Linked DNA regions of Homo sapiens: region 2 is linked to region 1. A link is a contact called in ENCODE Hi-C or POLR2A ChIA-PET data. All regions are on one chromosome and are shown on one strand. The core of a region is the stretch at or near the end of the contact, and the rest is flanking DNA. Distances in the headings are between cores, read along the strand shown.

Region 1 (6,221 bases), core at 1,480-3,979:
GGCTTCCAAGTGAGCTGGTGGCCTCCTGAGCTGGGCATGGAAAGGCCGTGAGGAGCACTGCCTTTAGATACCATAGGGAAGATGAAAAATGTTGGAACCTGTTTATATTGACTCATATGTACTCCCAGGAAGCGCTACAGTTAGGCTGGCACTGCAGCTGCTCTTCGACACTGTTCAGAGTCCCCTTGTGAAACATGGAGGACTGGGTGACAGCTCTTTGTCTCCTGGCTTCCCAGAACCGATAGCATGCAGTGACCGGGGCCTCTTTCTCTCTCCCATCTCCTCTCTCTTTCACCTGTTTTTGCAAAGTTGTGTAGTAGAAGCAGCCTTTACCATTTTAGGAGCAAGCAGCCTGTGCAGTGGAAAATACAGCAAAAATCACCATGTGCAGCTCCAGCAGCAGCCCCAGCCCTACTCAGTGAAACAGCCGGGCAGAGGTGGCAGCTGTGGGTGTGCTGGGAAGTCATGGGAAAATCCAGAGCAGAGCCAACGCAGGGCCACTGAGTGCTGCTGCAGGGGGCAGGAGAACCCCACTAACGATCCTCAGTCCTTAGAGTCAGGGAATAAAGCCAGGCATCTGAGCAGATATGAGCAATCCCAGAGATAAGAATCTAAGCTCCTTGGGAGCAGAGGCTGTGTCTTGTGTCTCCTTGAATTCCCAGAGTCTATGTTGGCCACACAGCAGAATGCATCCTTCATTGCTGGAAGGAAGAATCAGACACAGGAGATGGGAGGGAGCCACCAGAACTGTGGAGAGGTTGGAGGGCAGAACACTCAGACTTAGAGGCATGTGTTGAGGAGGAGATAGACTAAGAGACTGTTCTGTCCTGTCTATGAAGCCCTGAAAGGGATGGAGCTAGCCACTGAGAAACAACTACGTGGAATTATACTGGAAAATTACAATTAATATTTCACTTTTCTCAAAAATATTTTATTTTGAAAGACCTGAATATCTTAAATGCTGGTTACCAGAGTTACCATGTTGATGTGAAATGGCCTGTTTTGGCACATCATTTTAAGGTGTGCACTGGGAGGGCAGGGTTGGTGATAAGCACACCATCCACCCTAGGCCAGGGTTTCCCATCGCATATCCCGCTGAACACCAGTCTTACTGGGTGCTCTACCAAAAAAAGAAAGAAAGGATCCTTGGCCAAATAATTTAGGGAATAGAGTGGACCAGATGTTTCTTTTGGAGAGCCTTCATTTAAATAGCATATGAGGGTCTGGACTTCAGTGAACAGACTTTATTTCATTCAATGCAACGCCTCCTGAGCTTCAATGAACATAGAAGCCCATTGACATATAGCAAATATTTCCTACATGTTGGGCAATGTTGCTGCTGTGGCTAGTTAAAGCAGATTTCAGTTATATCTGTTTAGGGCCATTGCAGAATCACAGGAAGTTGAAATTTTCCTTAGACCATTCTGAATGACCCCTGGAGCATAGTCCTGGGGCAATGGCTTCATTTCATCATGGATCTGGATCCAGAGTCAGATAAAGCCAGTAAAAGAAAAACCTGTCAGCTGTTTACCTGTCACTAAATAAACAAAGGCAAATTGCTTTACTTTCTTGAGCTCCATTTTTCCCACCTGCCCTCTTGTACTTCTTTTCTCAGAAGGGTGTGTAGAGAATGAAAGGTATATCTTATCCCATGAAGCCTAACTGGGATTTGTTGTAGTTAAGCAGAATTAACATTTCTTATTTGCAAGCATAATCTTCTTTGCTATTCCTACCAGCAGGACTCAGAGAAGTCAGATTGTATTGTCTGCATTTACAGAGGTAGAAAGCAGTGCATAGAGAGATTGAGGGGATAACAGAGTTCCTAGCTGGGTGTGTCCTTCTTGTGATACTCTAAAATGGGCTGTTGCACATACAGCTCACAAAATAGGGTCTTGACCAAGAGGAATACAGCTGAGCTCACTTCTAACAAAGTCTCTGCTTGTAGCTGGGGTTGCTAGCTTTGTAGTGATTTGTCAGGACTAGGTTCTGTTTTCATTACTGTGCTCTTGCACAAACAGAAGGCGATTTGAAATAAATGGGGACATTTATCCACTAGGTGGAGCTACATCCTTTGTTCTCTGATGGATGCTTTTCCCAACACTAAAATGTATTTGGTTTGGGTGGGAACTCAGCAAAGAGTATACATCGTTTTTTTCTCTCACCTTGTTGTGGGAGCTACAGTACTTTGAATGAAGAATGAATGGAGAATGGGCATGTTTTCATGCTGGGAATAAGAGATACGATGTGTTAGAATGTCCTGTGAAATGTAGCAGATAGCTGAGCGAAATCAGACTGCCTCACTTTGAATTAGGTCCCACGACTTGCTAAATGCATGGAAAATGGAAAGTTATTTAACCCACCCGTTATTTCACTTCTTATCTATTTTTTTATTTGTTAAATAGTTGCATTATAAGGTTTCTTGATGGAGTAAATGAAATCTGTGTGGAGAACTTAACCAATAATCTGGAACATTGTAATTCCTCAGTGTGTTAGTAATTGGTATTATCTGTGGTTTAAGTTTTCATGTGATTCAATGCCTAGTAAAAAACAACTTGATATTTTCATATGAAAATGTGAAATTCAACAGGATTTGTATTTCCGGGCTGCCTTGATTCTTTTGTTACCATTTGGGTTCCCGCATGCCCTCAACCTTCTTAATCCCTGCACGGCCTTCCTCTTCCCTAAAGCAGTGTTCTTCAGACTAATGTGTGCATCCAATCACTAGGAGGACTTGTTAAAACTCAGATTGCTGGGCTCCACCCCCAGGGCTTATGATTCTGTGGGGCTGTGGTGGGACTTGAGAATAGACATTTCTAAAGAATGCCCAGGCGATGCTGATGCTGCTTGCATACCTGCTCTGCCTGCCTGTGGGTGGGCCTCATGTGGGCACAGTGGGCTGTGACTGGGAGGCAGGGCTGCGTAGGCTTCTTTGTAGTTAGCTGCTCCAGGCCAGGCTGGCTCCCTTTCCTGGCTGGCCTTGGTGTCTAAAATGCCTTCCTCTAGAGATGTGTTTATATGAAAAAACAGATAAAGTCATTGTGAGGCTTGCAACTCCTCTTTATCATTTCTTCTTACCAACCCTGTCCCTCCCCTTACAGTTTTGATCTGACTCACACTGAAAACACACTAGGCTTCCCAGTGAATAGCTTAGAGGCCAAAGGCTATGCAAGAAATAGTAGGCAATTCGTCCACATTAAAAAAATGATCTTCAGCACAGTATATGACACATGGTAAACGTTCAACTATATTTGCTGAATGAATAAATGTGCTATGGAAGCTACATGTGGGCTAATGATAGGAGACCTCACCAGCTAGAAAGCTTTCCATTTACCAGCTGTGTGACAATGGCAAAATTATTTTATGAACAAAACACAGCTTACAATGATTAGGTATTACTGTGATTTACAGCTACATATTGATTAATACTGCTTCAATTCTTTTAGGTTGAACCATGTAAAATCGCCTCTATCTGACCATTTTTGATTTACAAAAATGACAGCTTTATATGGTTCAGCCTGATAAAACTTCTGTACTTTAAATTAGGCACATGCTTAACTAAACTCTTTTTCCGATATGCTTTCAATTCCGGGGAAGTGGATTCCTTCTTCTCTTTTTCTCGCTGCACATCTAAATGTTGTGGGAATATTTTAAAAAATAAGCCTGATGTTGGCTCTGTAAAAATTCAGTTTTATTCCCAGTCCAAGACGATCCTTCATCACTATTTTCTCATTGGAAGAATGATTCCCCTTCATTTGGAAGCAACTGGCAGATGTTCCCTGCTGAGCTGGCTCTCGGTTTTGGTGGAATGCTGCGGTGTTGAAATGCCACATGTACAATTGACTTTTCTTACTCTTCCCACTCCCCGTTCTGGAAATTGCTTCCACTTCCACCCCCACCCCATTCATAGGGTACATTAATCTGTGTTTTAATCTTCTGCACAACCACCCATGCCCTCTTCCCATGTCTCTCCCTCTCCCCCACCCTCTCTCATTTAATTACAACTAACTTGAGCATCAGCAAGTGAGAGCAGCTTGCCACACGACTCTTAAGTTATTGCTTTAGTTATGCAAGAATCAATGTAAAGGTTTTAAACCCATCTGCTGTTGAGTCTTAGAACTTTTGGTGCCATGAAGTCAGTAAGATACAGTACTCTTCCAGTCCATAGTCATTCAATAAATACTTTTTGTGCACGGATTATATTAAGAAGCTCTGGCCACTTGTCCTTCATTGGAATATTTGTTAAATCATTTTAACAACTGACAGCATTTTTTTTTTTTTTAATATGGAAGGTAGAAAAAAACATGAGAATCCTGGTTACCAAAGGCTGTGGTAGGCGCACTGTCAGGAGGCACGGGGCTCAGAAGAAGGCCCCAGACAGGTACAAAGTGGACAAATTTCACCTATTGCACAACTTTGCCTCATTTGGTTATATATAACTACAATTGCTGAAGGAAGAATTAGGTATATAAACTTGGTATTTTAAACCAAATGCACGCTCTACAAATCTCTCTACAGAGTGAGCAGATAGAGTATTCATTCTGGAGTCCTGGGGTTCACTGCTCAATCACAGTGTGGCTTTGGGCAAGTTACTTTGTTTCTTGGTGCCTCAGTTTCCTCATCTGTAAAATGGAGATAACAGTAATAACTTCACAGAGTTGTTGTGGGGATAAAATGAGTGAAAGTGTCTAAAGTGCTTAGAACAGTGTCTGGCAAATAAAACTATGTAAATATGAGCTATTTTTAGTTTCAGAGAATATCTCAGAAAATGCTAAATAATAAAAATATGTAAATAATCAAGAACTGCATTCTCCTGCAGGAGCTTTTGTAACCTTGAACTTTTAAAGGTCTTCTGCATTTTTTTTTCCAGGAACATGCAGTTTTAAATGGTTTTAAGATCATTATTTATTTTAAAAATCATTCAGTGCACTAATCCGGTGGGTTTATTATCAATATATCCTTTTTTTTTCCTCCCTTGATATTTAAGCTAAAACTTCTCTCTTCTTAATTCCAGTCTATTTTTCCTCATTATCATGCTTTCACTATGCTGGTGACTTTTTTTCTTTCTTCATGTTTACCTCGTCCTGATATTTACAGAAGTACAAGAGAGAATTTGTGAACTTGGACAAACTCTTCTGGAGAGAACACTCCAGGGATCTTTTACAGACATCACAGTTCTCTTGGTTACATGAGGCAGCATGAACACAGTGCCATGGGTGCCTTTGGAAATTTATCATGAATAAAAACAGAGAAAACCCAAAAGCCACCCATTCCTGAATTAGGAAGAACAGAATTCTAGGCTGACTTTTGAATTTCCTCAAGGACTTTAAATTCCGAGGTCTAGTGATGAAACAATTCACACAGTCTTCAGCATTTGTGTTGTCATGTTTGGAATTGTGGGGGGTTGACTACAGTCATAGTTCGCCAGGATTTCACAGCAGGATCGTGGGGTCTCAGCGACCCTACCCTCATGTAGATTATTTGTGCATGTTGGAAATATATTTAGTGCTTTGATATTTTATGATTATTTTATTTACTTACTGTAACTGTCATGTTTGGGAAAAAACATATTATACTTAAAAGGTTTATTTATGTTTTTCTTGTATTTTACGCCATGCTTCAACTCTGAAGTCTTTTAAACCTCAAAAGTATATCCAGACTTCAATACTAAGTTTTATGAGACAAATTATTTTTTTGTCTGCTGATTTTTCATAGTTTTTCCATGTATGATATTTACTTATTGGAATATTTATTTCAAGATGTCATATTCAGGGTCTAGTTAGGGTAATTTTAAGCATCCGGTAAGAAGTTATGTGTTGGTTACTTTTCTTAAAAACAAAAATTACCTGTCTCATTTTAGATACCTTCCATAGAGGAGAAAAAAGTAGCACCAATTTTATTCTGTTACAAAATTTCTCACTTTAGTAATATGGATACTGGAGAAATGCAGAATCTGAGACACTATGCAAGAGTTGTACAACTAGATGCAAAAGCTACATGTTGACGTATTCAAGCGAAAGGTCAGAATAAGCAAAGGAATGGAATTCTTTGGTGATTCAGTTTTTATTCTAGGTTTTATCCTTAATATGCATCTGAGGTGGTGAAGATATGACATCAAGATACTACAATTTGAAAGTATAAGTCCTCATTTTCTGCCCTATCTTATTTTTAAGTTGTGTGTGAGCATAGAGGTAGGTGAATAAAAAATTAGTGCAAAGAGGGCA
Region 2 (6,221 bases), core at 2,195-4,694, 470 kb before region 1:
ACCTTCTGTGTACTAAATTTGGACTCTTATAAAGCATCTTATCGGCAATGATTTTGAAATTGTAGTAGGTTGGTGTTGATTGCCAGTCAAAAAGTTAGCTGCACTCATGTTCTTGGCTTTATCCAAACAACTATATTTATTTATATATTTGAATATTCTATTATATTTTCTCCTTACTTCTCATTATTTGAAAAATGAATCCACAATAGAAAAGTGAAAGGGCTGGTAAAATACAAATGCCTAAGTATCTTAATAATATTTTAATAATAAATTTGGGACAAAGACTAAAATGAGCTGAAAGCAGTGACTTGTCAATCTTGAAGTTTCATTAGTCTTAAGTGGTTTGTCCGTGTGTTGAGGTATATTAAAAAAAAAGAAAAATGTATGTGGGATGCTTTAGAAATATATCGTAAAAGATTGGGCTTAAAAGGTGAAGTATAATGAGAGAGAAGACGGTGTAACATTTTGTAGCTCTTTGGGAAGAAAACCCACTGTTAAAATCACTTATTATAATTTACTTTTCCTATTACTATTTTTCATAATTTATAATGGCATATGTACCATGTGATTATCCAGTATAGATTTCTCTCACTATACTATAATCCCCCTGAGTATTTTTTTATTTTAAACACTCTTCCATGAGAAATTAGCAAAATGACTAGCACTTGGATCGATTCAATAAATGTGTTCAATGAATTAATGAACTTGTGTGAATATTCCTATAGAAAAGCTACCTTGATGTTAGGTTGAAAGACATGAATATTTTAAATATCGATGGATGCAGCCAAGTAGCTCTCCAAAAAAGCATAAATCTCATTTGTGTGGTACTGGAAAAAAAATCTTAAAAAGATGTAGGTTTATTTGTTTCCCAGTAAAGAAATTAATACGAAACTATGCTTACAAAAATCCTATTCTGTTGTATTTAAAATGTTCTTTCAGGAAAAGTATATTGTATTGAGAAATTATGTTTTAAAAATTTGCAGTTGTTACTTCTTATAAGTTGATGGTGTGGTTTACTCTGAGGAAGAAACATTTAAAAAACCTGAAACTTGTATGTATAGATGTTGGCCAGGTGAAAAGTGTAGGAAATATTTTTTTAAGTAGAGGAAAAATCCAAATATTCAACAGGAAGGATGAGATTAAATAAGTTATACACATCCATACCTTGAATACCATGGAGTCATTGCAAGGAATGAGGTGGTTCTGTAGCTACTGACACAGAAAGATGTTGTTATGTTATTGAGAAGAAAAAACACAGGTATATAATCCTGTTTTCTTGAAACAAACCAACAAACAAACAATCAAACACTGTTGTGGGTGGGCATGTGTATGCACCCATACAGGCCTGTGCCTGTGCACACAGGGAAACTGTCTAGGAAGATACAAATCAGAACGTTAACTGTGTTACTCCTGGGGAGTGAAAGGGTTGGGGTTATGAGAAGGAGATTTTTAGTTTAATGTACTTCCATTTTAATTGAAAAACGTTTTCCAACCTATGTACATTTTGTAGTGAATGAATCTTTTTAAAGAAGAAAAGAATGTAGTATGTGGAAGCATGGTGGGCTGCTCCTGAAGTGCATTTGTTAATAAACTTGCAGGAAGCATCAGGACATTTCTTACGACATTTATTTATTAGACTTATACAAAATTAGTTGGATTTTTAAAGCCACAGAGCCTGTTGTTTACATTGAATTGTAGGCAGAATTCCTAAATGTGAAAACGATGAAAGCAGACTTGCTTGGTGGAAGCTGCGAGTGAGGGGCCTCTCTCGGTGTTTCCCTCCCCTCATAATCTTTTGACAGCCCCTAGGGCTCTGCTGAACACAGTTTGAAATACACTGGTCTCTTCCTGGGATGCTTTTGATTTAGTCCTTCCTGAAGGTCAGAGGGATATACCAGCCCTGTGATTCTAAAGCACAAAGAATAAAGAATGCCTACAGGTAACCCCTGAATTCCCTCTTGCCTCACGGAAAACACGTTTAGAGCAGGAAACATTCATGTCATTTAAGATATTTCCAGATGTACAATAGATGAGGAGCAGTTTTTGTTTTGCATTTCTTGGCTCTGGAGTCTTACAATTTTACTTTTTAAAATTCAAGCTTTATGATCTGTGCCCTCTTTATATCCTGAAAGTGGCTAGAACGGTTTTGTTAAGGTAACAATTGTTGAGTTCTATAAATGTCTGGCTGCTCCACCCTTCTTAGATATAATGAGACAAACAACTTTAATATATAAAAATTGCTTTGTATTTATCTAAAAATGTTTTTTCCAAGTCCAAGCAATTGAAAAAAAATATATTTTTAAAATGCATAAATTGTATTTAATACTGAAATCAAAGCTAATTTTAAAACAATTATTATTCTGTTAGAATGTGCTAACGGTTTTATATTTACTATTTCATGCCTAACATTTGACGTTTGATTTATGGGATTATTTGCAGCATTAAGAGTAAAATTTCTTAATATCACATATTGTTATGTTTAACTTTCTAGTATAATCTTAAAAGTTTTAATATGAACATGCCAGTGTGTTAAAAATATTAGAGAAAGCATATTATCACAACTAAATTTTTGCTTTGAGCCCCAAATGTCTTTGTTTTTATTTTAATTTGTGTGTGTGTGTGTGTGTGTGTGTGTGTGTGTGTGACTGTAGTATAGGGAAATAAAACCACCATAATATTGAAGGAGAAAAAAATCTCTCTTCCCCACAAGGTGGTACTGTGGTTCTTTTACTTTTTCCAAAATCTTTACCTAGAACTGCTATTTCCCCACTTGTCTTCCTCCCCCCACCTTTTACAGGTGATCTTCAATTAGATTCTAATAAAAATGAGAAATAATTTCAAAGGAAACCTGTTACTTTTAGGTTTGAAGTAACTTGCAAGCAACTAAAAATTATCTTCTTAGCCTTCTTTACAAGAGTTTTTTTTTCCTTAGCTTTTTTCTTCTTTTAAAAAAGTTCGTGTACATACTTTGGTTATAGTTTACGACATTTTATAATCTTTGTGTTATATATACTATGATAGTGTATACAGTGTGGTTTTTGGTTGTAAAGAAATAACGTGTATTTTTAAGTATCTTTAAAATGTTTCAATAAATGAGTATAAATGCAGCTCATCTTTAGGCAATTCAACTTGGTGGTGTTTTAATTTTCTCTCTTAACCAACTTTCATAATTAAGAACTTGATCCAAACCTCATTTCTACAGGTAAAAGTTACGGAACATGGTTTTTAAAAAAACACAAGTCAACATTGTGCTTTTAAATAATATGTTCATATTTGACTATGGAACATCATATACGATTTCGTTTTTCTCTGTACCAAGGACCAAGAGGAGTATTTGGAAGTCTGGGCTCCAGTCTCAGCTCCCCACTCGGCTCGTCGGTCGCGGGCCGACGTTCCTCCAGCCCTCGCATGGATTTCTGGGCCTGGTGTTGGGGACATGGTGACAAAGAAGCCACGGTGGCTCCTGTCCTCAGGGAAGCCGTGGTCTCAGAGGTCCCACGTAGCAGAAATTTCATGGTTGGAAATGGTGCGAAGGGGACGTGTGTCTTAAGACCGTGTTTGTGTAGTAAGCCGAGTTCTTTCTTGACTGTCTGTTTATTTGGGATAGCCCGGCGAGGGGGCGCTGGAGATTATGGGGGTGGGGGCGGTTTCTTGGGGAGGCCTGGGTCTATGGAGTGGAAACCAATCTTTGATGAATTTGGTCACAATAACGAACACGGGAGAAAAAGGAGAATTGAAAGGAAATGGATTCTGCGAGAGACTGGGGAGACAAAACCAAGAGGAAAAACACAGAATCAAAAACGACAGGAAACACTAGAGAAGAGTAGGCAGAAAATAGAGAAGAGGAAGAAACGAGTCGGACGGAGACGGGGCCGGGCACTGGGAGCTTGAGGCTGGGTCTCCATCCTTCCTTTCATCCTCTCGGGAGCCCGCAGAGACGGCGGCTTCAGTCTCGCTTTACGGGTGGGAAAGCAGCGACCTTGAGAGGTTAGGTGACTGCTCAAGGTCACCGAGCTAAGTGCCAGAGCCAGGATTCTCACCGCTCCTCACCCCAGATCGGGGCTCCGGCCAGACCACGCTGGCCGCCGGGGGAGAGGACGCGCGGGGCGGGCAGAGCGCGGCCGGGGGCCGGGAAGGAGCCGGCGCCAGGCGCGCGCGGAGGAGGCGGCCGGGCGGGGAGCCATTTCCTCCCCAAGCAACGGCGCTTTTCAGGGGCGCGACCGGGAAGCCTCTCTTGGCGTCCCTTCCCCAGCCGCAGTTTGGGCAGGGGAGCGAGGGCCGGGAGGCGTCTAGGCTGTGGCGAGGGGAGAAGCATCCCCCATCCCTCCGCTCCCCGTCTCGCTCAAGCTCTTCCTGCGCCACGGGCAGGTCTCCCAGCCTCGCCATCGCGGGGCGTCCCCGTCCCGGCCCACACCTCTTTCCTCTCCAGCCACACCGGCGCGCCCCGAGGGTTGCAGGCGGGGGCTGCACCGGGTTGAAGCCCAGTCAACCACACGTCCCAGGGCTTAGGCGCCGGGCGGGGACAACGTGTCTGCCTGGGCTCAGACGCTGCTAGGGGGCATCCCTGTCGGTGAGACCAGACTCAGACACGAGGGGGCCTGGGCTATTACAAACCTCAGGGTAACTTACAGGAATATACACAAATACACAAGACTAGCAACGTTTGTACCTCAGGGGGCAAATCAAAACAATCACAAGGACGAATCTTGCCCAGTCTATATTGTAAATCGATGCAGTTGCATATTATGAGCACCCCATTCGAAGAATAGCTCCTGCCAGTCCTCAGTGATTATTCAATGATTATCAATTGACGAGACACCTTTCACCTGAAAATGGCTTGTCTGCATTGTCTTTCTTCTCAGAGAACTGCGAATTAAAGTTTCTTTGTTAGGGAGAACAAAGAAGAATCCAAATTATTTTAAGGAGGCTTTAGCATTTGACTTGGCAAACCGTTTTGCTAAAGATCAACCCTTCGCTCTGTGGTTCGCCCCCTCTCTGTCACAGCCTCACAGCCGAGTTGTCTTTGAAACAAGACTAGAGCTCCTGGTGGGTTTGGGGGCTCCCTCTTCTAGAGGTGAGCAATTTAGAGCTAAGGGGAAATTTAGAAGCCGCGTAACAGACCCGTTAACATTCACATCGGAGGCAACTGAGGCCTGCAGAAGTTAAGGCTGTCTTGCCAGTTTGTGCCAAAGCTGGGACCTGACACCGGGTCCGGGCCTGGTGCTGTGCGCGTTCGTTGGAGCAGCGGTTCCCAGTGCTTCCCTCCACGTGGGCGCGCACCCCACGCTCATCCTTCCTCTTGGGAGCCCAGTGAAAACTCCTTTCTTGAAAGTTTGTCAAGAAGGCAATGTCTCTTCCTTTTCATTTAAAAAATTATTTTCTCTCGCTGTCAGATTCATTCTGACATAGATCAGGAGTGGAAAAGTGTGTGGTATAGAATAGAGTCATTAGTAAATCCATCTCGTTTTTTGTTTCATTTGACAGCAACACATTAAATTAATCCCTGTCCAAAAGAATCACATTAAGGGAGCTGTCAATGCTAATCCCTAGCTCATTGTTGCTGCCTAGCTCAGGGTTGACTTTAATAGGTCGCGCTGACATTTGTTTCTTCTGAGAAACATCGGTGACTTCATCCAGACCCAAATCTACTCCCATTAAAAAGTGAAGGCACCCACAAGTTTTTACATACCGTGAATTCTCTGGACTTCTAGTTTAGGATTTGAGCTCTTGTTGGAAATGTTGATTCACATTTATGCCTTTAACGGAATAAAGGTGATTATGACAATAAAAAGTAAGGTAGACTCCTCCCCGAGGAAAAAACCTGATTAAAAAATTAAAAATAAAATGATGTTGCTATTTTTATACCTATTTTTTAGCATCCTGTATTAGTCACTACTGTTGTCTATATACCTGATTGTGTACAAACCAGATTTAAGATTAAAAAAGAAAAAATAAAATTATTGAGAGGAAAATAGATTATATTATATAGACTAATGAAAGAAGGGTTTGGAGAGAGGCAGGGATGAGAGAACCTGGAGACAGATAAGATTAAAAGATCTATAGAAAATGTAGAAAAAAAAAGGAAATTTACTGGCAAATCCAGGTAGTAATTTAGATAGGAAAAATTTAGGCAGCACGGAAACTAGGAAAAATATATTACAATAAGATTAAAACATTTATTTAACCAACATTTACAAAGTATGATAATAATATGTTTTCTT

What was found. Hi-C counts contacts between places; a loop is a spot of excess contacts on that map. ChIA-PET counts read pairs that join two places held with the same protein, here RNA polymerase II (POLR2A). Pooled maps may share reads with other maps.
Region 2: a loop to region 1 is called in a map of posterior cingulate gyrus, with 10 times the contacts of the local background. The contact joins two enhancer-like sites. A Hi-C loop is called at or near these places in 2 of 168 maps with a recorded cell type or tissue (A673 and posterior cingulate gyrus) and 8 of 50 pooled maps. POLR2A ChIA-PET finds 5 or more read pairs at or near these places in 2 of 52 experiments (BJ and WTC11).

What each region holds. Positions count from the first base shown.
Region 1 is chr6:91,079,607-91,085,827 of GRCh38, forward strand. No RefSeq gene overlaps it. Among named protein-coding and RNA genes, the nearest start is that of MIR4643, 440 kb to the right of the region's middle. Within about 2 kb of position 2,730, at least 2 of the 41 ENCODE cell types and tissues checked have a DNase peak (open chromatin) inside an H3K27ac peak, as active enhancers do.
Region 2 is chr6:90,606,973-90,613,193 of GRCh38, forward strand. No RefSeq gene overlaps it. Among named protein-coding and RNA genes, the nearest start is that of MAP3K7, 23 kb to the left of the region's middle. RefSeq lists enhancers at 2,909-3,409, 3,410-3,910, 4,868-5,816 and a silencer at 4,098-4,167. Within about 2 kb of position 3,445, at least 16 of the 41 ENCODE cell types and tissues checked have a DNase peak (open chromatin) inside an H3K27ac peak, as active enhancers do.